2 separate regions of the Homo sapiens genome follow, and region 1 is linked to region 2. A link is a loop called in an ENCODE intact Hi-C map of the cell type or tissue named here. Cell type or tissue: A673. All regions are shown on one strand. Links, peaks and the distances in the headings refer to the core of each region. The heading gives the core; the rest is flanking DNA.

The links. Hi-C counts contacts between places; a loop is a spot of excess contacts. Peaks named below come from ENCODE experiments on the same cell type or tissue, not always from the same donor. Only the 100,000 strongest peaks of a DNase experiment are listed, where the experiment ranks them.
Region 1: a loop joins it to region 2, with 2.2 times the contacts of the local background. A loop is called at or near these places in 1 of 110 quality-filtered maps.

The regions. Positions count from the first base shown.
Region 1 is chr6:9,203,364-9,207,999 of GRCh38, reverse strand. No RefSeq gene overlaps it. Among named protein-coding and RNA genes, the nearest start is that of HULC, 550 kb to the right of the region's middle. In A673, for the core only: no CTCF peak of the experiment used is centred there; DNase peaks (open chromatin) are centred at 2,159 and 3,639; H3K27ac peaks cover 2,598 bases.
Region 2 is chr6:9,129,968-9,134,603 of GRCh38, reverse strand. All of the region lies in intron 1 of LOC107986562 (a long non-coding RNA gene), which reads left to right. Among named protein-coding and RNA genes, the nearest start is that of HULC, 480 kb to the right of the region's middle. In A673, for the core only: no CTCF peak of the experiment used is centred there; a DNase peak (open chromatin) is centred at 2,853; H3K4me3 peaks cover 545 bases; H3K27ac peaks cover 1,539 bases.

The DNA of each region.
Region 1 (4,636 bases), core at 230-4,229, 74 kb before region 2:
GAAGGCAGCGTAGCAGGAATAGGGGGCGTGGGCATTTGGGACACTTCTTCATGCAGCTTACACTTGCCTTCAGGCTAGTGGTGGAATATTTCAAGAAGAACCCTGGAATATGAAAATTCTCAGAAGGTTCTACCAGGACTTGCTGGTAAAGCAGGAATTGCAGGGATTAGGCCCAGTATCAGCTTGTAAGAAATGGCATTGAAGGGCTAATTATGAATGAAAATAACTCTGCCTTTTGTAGTTACTTATCTCATCTTTTTCTTGAATGTGGATTTTCTTTAATAATGTCCTTAAGGCCAGTTGGCCATGGCCATATCCCAGTCCCATTTCCTGGGTCAAAAATAGAAGATTTTTGTAGTGCCAAGGGGATGTTTTAGAGTTGAAAATATCACTTTAACTCCCAATTTCTCTAAGTCTTCTCAACATATGCCAAACCGCTATTTTGGTTGAAATATACTCCATCCTTTATTAGTATCAGGCTGTGAAGAGGCAGTGTGAATATAATTAGAGACTTTCTTTTAATTTTTGTTAGCAAAAATGGATGTCTTGAATAATGAGTAACTTTTTCTGTTCATTCATGCATTTAATGCCCAGTAGTTCCCAGCTTAACTCAGGAGTACTTGTCTTTTTCATTCCTATACAGCACATAGATAGAAGACACCAAGAACCTACAAGTATGAGTTTACCCAAAACCCTGGGTTTATACTCCCTGAAGATTACACATGTTAAATTCTCTTTTATCTGAGGATTATTAAAAAAAGAATATTTGCCTTATTTTCTTTGTTAATGGCTATATTGCCTCTAAATTGAGTTTTTACTTTTAAGTGTATAATATTGTGTAATAGCTCATGTAATAGAAAAATGCTCATAATATAATTCAACCTATATTAAATAATAATACACCTGGTTTAATCTAAAATTCTGGGCATCATGTTGTCTAACATTCACCATGCAAATTTTATAAATTACATGCAACTGAGCTTGCCAGTTCAATAACAAGAATAAAAGCCAGAACTAAATACTCAACTACTTAGTTTAACAATATATCTATTTTCAAAATGCTCTGACTAGGTTGAATGTTATTTCATGTAAATACATTTAAATCTTTAATCAGGATGACATAAGTTAATCAATTCCTTCATGCAACTATATATTCAACTTTATAAATAACTGTTCATTTATCCTTTGTAACAGAAATAAATGTAAAACTTTAGAATTTGTAAGTTACATATTTGAAACACTTAAGTTGCTTAAGATGTTTTTACAGCTATATTATAAGATAAAATTACTTTTATCTCATTTTAGTTAAAAATTATGTGCAGTATATGTAGTAAAACATTTTGATTATAGTGATTATACAATTTCTGGTAGATATTTTTAGACAATATATTTTTATAAGTGGATATCCAATACCAGCACCATTTGTTGAAAAGATTGTCCTATACCCTATTGACTGCTTTGCAACTTGTGTTGAAAAATTAACAGATCATAAATATAATGATTTACAGATTCCCAGTTCTGCTCTGTTTAACTACATGTCTATCATTATGCCAATATCATATTGGCTTGATTACTGTGGTCTATACTTTATGTTTCTTTATGTTTTGTAGTGGGAAAGTATGAATCCTCCAACTCTGTTCCTTTTCAGAACTGTTTTTGCTTTTCTGGGTCCTTTGCATTTCCACGCAAATGTTAGGGTCAATTTGTCAATTTCTACAGAAAAGCCCGTTAGGATATTAAGGATTGCAGAGAGGCTAAAGATCATGTCCAGAAGAATTAACATCTTAACAGTATTTAATCTTTCATTTCATGAACATGAGTGGATCTCCTTTAATTAGATCTTTAATTTCTCTTGTCAATGTTGTATTCTCTTGCACTTCTTTGGTTCGATTTATCTTAGGTATTCAACTCTTTTCATTCATTAACATCAGACAGCTATGTCTGATGTTAGCTGTAGGTTTTTTGTAGGTGTCCTTTATAAGATTGGCAATAATCTCTTCTATTCCTTATCTGTGAAAATTTTTGTTATGAGTGGGTGCTGGGTTTATCTTTCTGTGTTTATTGAAATTTTCATGTAAATTTTTTCAGCTTTATCCCATCAATTGGGCATATGACATTAATTAGTGTTTCAATGTGAAACCAAATCCTGTATTTCCGGTATGAATCTAACTTGGTCATGGTTTATAATCCCTTCCATATACTGCTGGATTCTGTTTGCTAACATTTTGTTGTTGAGAAATTTTGTATCTATATCTATCTACATGAAAGATATTTGTCCATAATTTATAGTGCATTTGTTTGGCTGTAATATCAGAATAATACTATCCTTATAGTATAAGCTTTGGCAAGTGTTCTCTCCTCTTCTATTTTTCTGAAAGAGTTTGTAATGAATTGTCATTTTTTTCTTTAAATGATTCATAGAATTTACCGAGGAAATTGGGCTTGAGTTTTTCTCTGTAGGAAGACATTTTCATTACTAATTCTATATTTCATTTGTAATATATCAGTTAAGGTTGCTTATTTTTTCTTGAGTCAATTTTGGTACTTTGTCTTTCTAGGAATTTTAAAGTTTCTTCTGATTTGTCTAGCTTGTTGGCATCAACTTGTTCTTACTAATCCCTTATGATCTTTAACATTTCTTTAAGGTCAATAGGAATGTCCTCTCTTTCATTCCTGATTTTTGGTAATTTGTCTGTTCTCTGTTTTACTTTGTTGATTCTAGCAAAGTGTTGTCAATTTTAATGATCTTATCAAAGAACCAACTTTTGATTGAATTAATTTTCTCTGCTGTTTTTCTGCTTTTTATCTCATTGGTTTTTGATCTAGTGTTTATTATTTTCTTCATTCTGCATGCTTTTAGTTTGCTATTCTTTATCTGTTTTCCTAAGGCGAAAGTTTGTTCTTCTAATGTGGGTGTTTAATGCTATACATTTTCCTCTAAGTACTACTTTGGCTTCATCTTGTAAATTTTAATATGTTTTGTTTTTGCTTTTATTCAGTTAAAACCTTATTCTAAATTTCCTTGTGGTCTTGTTGACCCATGGGTTATTTAGAAGTGTGTTGCTTAATTTTCAAATATTTGTGGATTTGTCCAGCTTTTATCAGTTTGTTGATTTCCAATTTAATTTCATTGGGTTGAAGAATATATCTTGCATGCTTTTGATTCCATTAAATTTATTGAGATTTATTTTATAATCAGGCTTATAGTAGCCAGTCTTTATGGCTTGCACCAATGGAGCTGGGTCAGTGGAACTAGAGCACCTTCAGGATAAAACTCCAATCTACTCATATTTGGAGAATTTCTGGAAGAGGCAATAAGTATTTATGACTTAAATGTGGGGAGATAACTCCGTAGCCAAAATTTTTTGATAAGCCTGAACATAATTCCATATAAAACTACAATGTGGGTAAATAACATTGTAAAGAAAAGCTCTGGATAAAAATAGTTATTCTGTCAGAAAATACCCATGGGAAAAGATTTAGATGTGGTTCTAAAAATTGTCTTCATAATTAAAGAGTCAAACACTTTCTTTGATTTCTACCCAGGAAAAAAATATGTATGAATTTACGGTCAGAAGAAAAGCTTGAAGTGAATGATTTAATCCAAACAGAATGTAATGAGTCACCACCTGCATCAGGCTCAATGCCAGATATTGGATCCCAGTACCAGGGAGCTCAAGAAAGATTAAAGAATGTCTACTTAACTAATAGTAGGACATTAAATATTACAGGGCAAATTTTTATTTTTAAAAAATCAAACTGCTGCATTTTACCCAATTTTCATCTACATTAGGAATGCATGATATTTAAAAAAAGAAAATACAAAACTTTCGAGCAAAGTATCTGAGATGACTGTTTTATTATTTTATTTGGTAAAACAAAAATAAATCAACAGTCAAAGAATACTGTTGCCATCCTCTCCAATTGCCACCACCAAAAATGTTAGCAAATAAATATAATCTTTTTATGTTAAAAAGAACCTAAACCCAGGGGTTTTCAGCTCTGAGTAGAAAGACCATTTTTATACCTCCCTCTTCTATCATTTTTCCTCCTTTCTTCCTTCCTTTCCCTCCCTTCTTCCCTCCTTTCTTCTTTCTTTCTTCCTGTCCTCCCTCTTACTCTTTCTTTTCCTGATTTTTCTCTTTCTCCTCCTCCCCCTCTTTCTTTCCCTCCCTTCAGGAAAATAGAAAGCCAATATATTGAGCTGAAATATCTCAGGCTTTAAATGAAGACGGTGGCCCCCAACTAATGTCCGAGTTAAAATATTCAGTACAAAGATATACATTAGCTTTGACACTGATTCAGCCCAGACCAAAAGCTGGAGAATACATTAGTTTTTAAGATTTGAATTACAATTATGGTTTTTGCAGTAAATAAGATTCAGAATAAAATTTTACAAAAGCAAAACAACTCAAGTAAAAAAAATACGGTGCTTTGATAAATCTCAAATTTAAATATTGCTTCAATATTCTTTATTTTATTGTGATTAAAATTTTCTGAAGTTTTGCTAAAGAGATCAATCTTTTAAACGTCTTGACTTTATATTTTTACTATGGTCCTGACACTATACTCTGTGTGGTGACAGGCACAACATGTGTAGGATTTGCCCCCTTGCCATATAGGAGCTGACAATAGA
Region 2 (4,636 bases), core at 406-4,405:
TGTCTATATAAATTCATAGAGAATAAATAAGTTATTTTGAATTTTAGTGGAAAAAGCTGAACAAGACCCCAGAATACTTCAGATGAGATAAGATAAGGATGAACTATGGCTGATGACAGAAAAAAAAATGCCTTATTTGAAGAAAAGAGAATAAATAGACCTGAAAGCAGAAAAAATCCCTATGTCAAGAAATTATAATCATTTATGTAAAATCATTTAACATAGAATGCACATTAAAAGGCAATGGGGTAAAGATCAAAAGATCAAAAGACAATACAAATGATTTTGGTATGGAGGTAGCTCAGAGATTATCTTGTCAAATGAGATTATGGGTAATATTTTCCTGATACAGATGAAAATCTGGCATAAAGGCAATTTATGGTCACAGTAGTATTCAACTGTTGGGTCACTGTTTCTTTTCATTCTTCTAAAAGTAGAACACCTAAAACATTCTTATTTTTTCTGCAGTTTCATGAATCAGGAAGTTGAAGAATAATAAGGAAACCCTTATACTCAATTTAGTTCTAAGCATCATTTAATAATTTGAACTAATGGGAAACGTAAGGGAGACTGTCCATGTCATTTTAACTCTTGGTTACCAAGGAAATATATTAATGATGATTAGAGCCAAACAAAACTGAGATAGGATCGAGTTGGGATGGGAAAGCATGCCATGGGCTTTGGCATAAGATACATCTGGTTTTAAGCCTCCTAGACTCAATTATTTACTATCTTAGGGACTTTGATCAAGTCAACACTTCTTTTCTGAGACTTTTGTTTTCATTTCTAATGAGTAGTTTACATATATCCAGAATACAGTGTCATTACCATATGCTGCCCTAGATCAAAAAATTTGACTTCAGAAATTCTGTAATTCTCTCTTCTATCAATAAGGTCACTGAAATAGAAAATTACTGTAATAATTCAAAATCTCGCAATTAACTATGTCTGCATATGGGGAGAGGAAAAATAGTCATACTGGGCAAGTTACTAAGCAACCACTTTGTAAAACCCTATCTCACCAGGCTGAGAAGAGAACAAAGAAATGATGCTTTCCTGTTAGGCCCTATTAATCCCCTTTAAAGGTGACACATTACCAACAAAAAGATGGCCAGTCATTTCTTTAACAACTTGTTGGTAAATGGGGTTTTGCATTTCTATGACTCTCCTTCTAATTTTCCTATATTAAATTTTAATGTTTCTTGAGACATGGACCTCTTTGGGAGTCATGGAAGCTCCAGTAAATAAATGAATGCTTGAAAAACCTAACAGATAGTTGCACACATATTTTGTCCTTGAAACCCACTTATGGATCCCCAGATAAAGCGAAACATAGAAGTATATTATTTCTAATTTCTTAGATTTGCACTCAAACTCCAAAAATATTTACTTATTAAAATAAAATGCAGATATTAAACCCAAGGAAATTATGTTTACTAAAAAAGAAGACAAACAAAAATACTCCAAAAGTCACTTTTATAAGAAATATTGCAATTAAAAATACTGAATGGGGCTATGATGGAATGCAGGACAGTGTATTCTTTGCGTGATCCCATTTGAAAATTTAATGGGACTCATAATCTCAGAAAAATTGACTACAATCTGCAGATGAGAGTCAACCTATATTTTATTAGCATAAAGAAAAAAAAAAAACACTACTTTAAAAAACCCACAGCTGTTTTTCCAGATGATTCCAGAAACTACCTTACTGTAATTATGTGGGGGCACTTTTGAAATGCTGATTTTTTTTTTTTTTTTTGCCATACCTACTGAATCAAAATCTCTACGATGATGCCTGTAAGTGTGTTTTTAACAAGCATCCTGACTGATCTTTAGCTAAGCTAAAATTTGAGAAACACTTTGCCATAGTTTTAAATATCTTCATTAAGAGTATCTGATATCTAACCAAAACTTAAATCCTACAATATTAAATTTCACTTCGCTGAATGAAATACATTTCCAACCTAGATTGCCCTATATTTTTGGTATGGATACTTTTTATAGATTTGATTGTATTGTCCATGGGAAGTTAAAAGAGCTAAAACACTAAGGGGTAAAAAACTGCCTATCTGTGATTGTCATCTTGTTCAGTTAATAAGAAATAATAACAATCATATCATCCTGGGAAGCAACATGAGTTGTAGTGACCACTTTCACCTTGACAGCAGAACAGTAGGATCTCCAGAGATTATTTTCTGAGAAAGGCATAATACCCAAAAACTGAGTGTTATTTAAAGTTTTCAAAAGAAATAATTTCATAATGATATGAACGTTGTAAGTCTAACAAAATTCAAGATGTATCTTTCCTTTAATTCTGATTATAGAATTTGTAAATTAGTAGAATAAAGAGGGATACATTTTTGTCTTTGGTATCACTTTAATCTTTCAAACTTGTGTTTATTTATTTTTTCTTTTTCCCAGGAAGAGAATAAAGTGGGGAGGGGAGGCTTGGAAGGAGGGAGCAGACACAATGAAACTGACAACCATTCCAGAAAAGAATGTTTTTTATGATACAGGAGTCCATTAGGGATTCAACAGAGGCAACTAAACTAATTACAAGAAGCTAAACAGCACCCCTCCCCTAAGGATGACATTCAGTATTGACCTGCTAAGAAGATAAATGCCAAACACATTTATTGTCATAGGGGTCAGTACTTGTCCCGTACTAAAACAATCAAGAATCTGCTGGCACTCTCGGCCTTGCGTCACATGCTACCTGCATGAGAGCATTGTGCATACAAGGAGGAGCTTGTCACACTGGGCAACGCAAGCATGCTGAGGCCGCGGAACGTCTGTGCCAGCACTTTCGCATCATTATCAATCATGCTCTAGCTCTTGCTGGGGCAACAGGAAGGAAATTTGTGGCATATAAATGTAAATCATTGCATGCTCTTTGGAATAGAATAATCATCAAATTGATTTACTAGCTATGCACAGTTCTCAGAGAAAGTTTGAAAGTGGGGAGTGTTTTTGATAGGGTGGAGAGGTTGGCTTTTCCTGAATTATTCATATATAACTAAAATAAGAAGTGATCAGAATTATCTATCACAGCTTTCTTGGTAGTAATTAACACTAATTCCTGGAAGCACACTGGAGTGAGAAGTCAGAGAAGAAATTCTACACCCCATGTCAGTATAATATCTCACCCTTTCGTGTCCTGTTGTGGCCCAAATAAAAGTGTCGGATTTATGCCAGCAGAGTTGGCACGAGTTATGTGCACATTTCTGCTATTCTTATTGTTTATTGTTATGTGTTTAAGTACTTAGAAGGCATCAAGAGGAAGCCAATGGGAAGACCTTCTCCATGACTGTAAATTCATAGTCTTGAGAAACAATGTTGATAGGCTTGGACAGGAATAAACACATCCCTAAAAGCCATACACTTTGCCATAATTTTGGTATCTGAGCAAATCTAAATGGTTTTCTTCTTCTTCTGTCTTCTCCAATGCTGTGCATTATGCTAAATTCAACACTAAAAATGAACAGGCAAATACCTCAAGTGCATGATACATTGACCTACCTTCAGTACTAGGCTAGCACTATTCATAGCATAGGACAGATGCAGTCATCCCAGAATGCACCACCCTGAACACTAATTCCATCAGCAGAATAATAGGAGAACTACAACGTCCTCATCATCCTAGAAACTGTGTTCAGGATCCTCATTTGACAAGCAACATGGGAATGGTAGATGCAAAATGACAAGGTTTGTCCACAATTTCTTGGAAATAATAGAAGTTCTACTTGATTCTCTATTCAGAAAAAAAAAAGAGGATGCCATTATTATAGACCAATGAAAGAAATTATTTTTATTTGATTAGGGTAAAAATAGCAACCTGTCAGATGTAATCTTATATACAGGACAAAATATTTACAATTATGCTACAACTTTTTTTTTTTTTTAGATGGAGTCTCGCTCTGTCTCCAGGCTGGTGTGCTGTGGTGCAATCTCCACTCACTGTAACCTCCGCCTCCCGGGTTCAAGCAATTCACCTGCCTTAGCCTCCTGAGTAGCTGGGACTACAGGCGTGCACCACCAAGCCCAGCTAATTTTTGTATTTTTGAGTAGAGACAGGGTTTCACCATGTTGGTCAGGCTGGTCTCGAACTCTTGACCTTGTGATCTGCCCACCTCGGCCTCCCAAAGTGCTGGAATTGTAGGCATGAGCCACTGCACCTGGCCACAAAATTTGCATTTTCTAATCTATAGTGTAGAGAGGCTGTATATACATTATATATACACACACACACACACACACGCACACACACAGCCTCTCTGTAGTGTAGAGAAAGTAGAAACATATAGTGTACATATGTTTGGTCACAGGGCCTTGAAACATACAGTGTACATATATGCTGTAGAATTTATGCTGAACAGGAGGTTCAAGGGCCTGTGAGAAACATATCGTGTACATATGTTTCAAGGGCCTGTGACCAATTTACCACCAAATTCAAAATCTACTTTAATATATACTTAATAGGATTGAATTCACTTTTTGGTCTTCTCATTATAGCCTCTGACATTTTTAGTAACACTTTAGTAAGTAAGACTTATCTATGTTTATATATGCATATGCATATGTATATTTATATATGTAGATAGATATGTAGATAAACTACACATCTAAATGTACACAT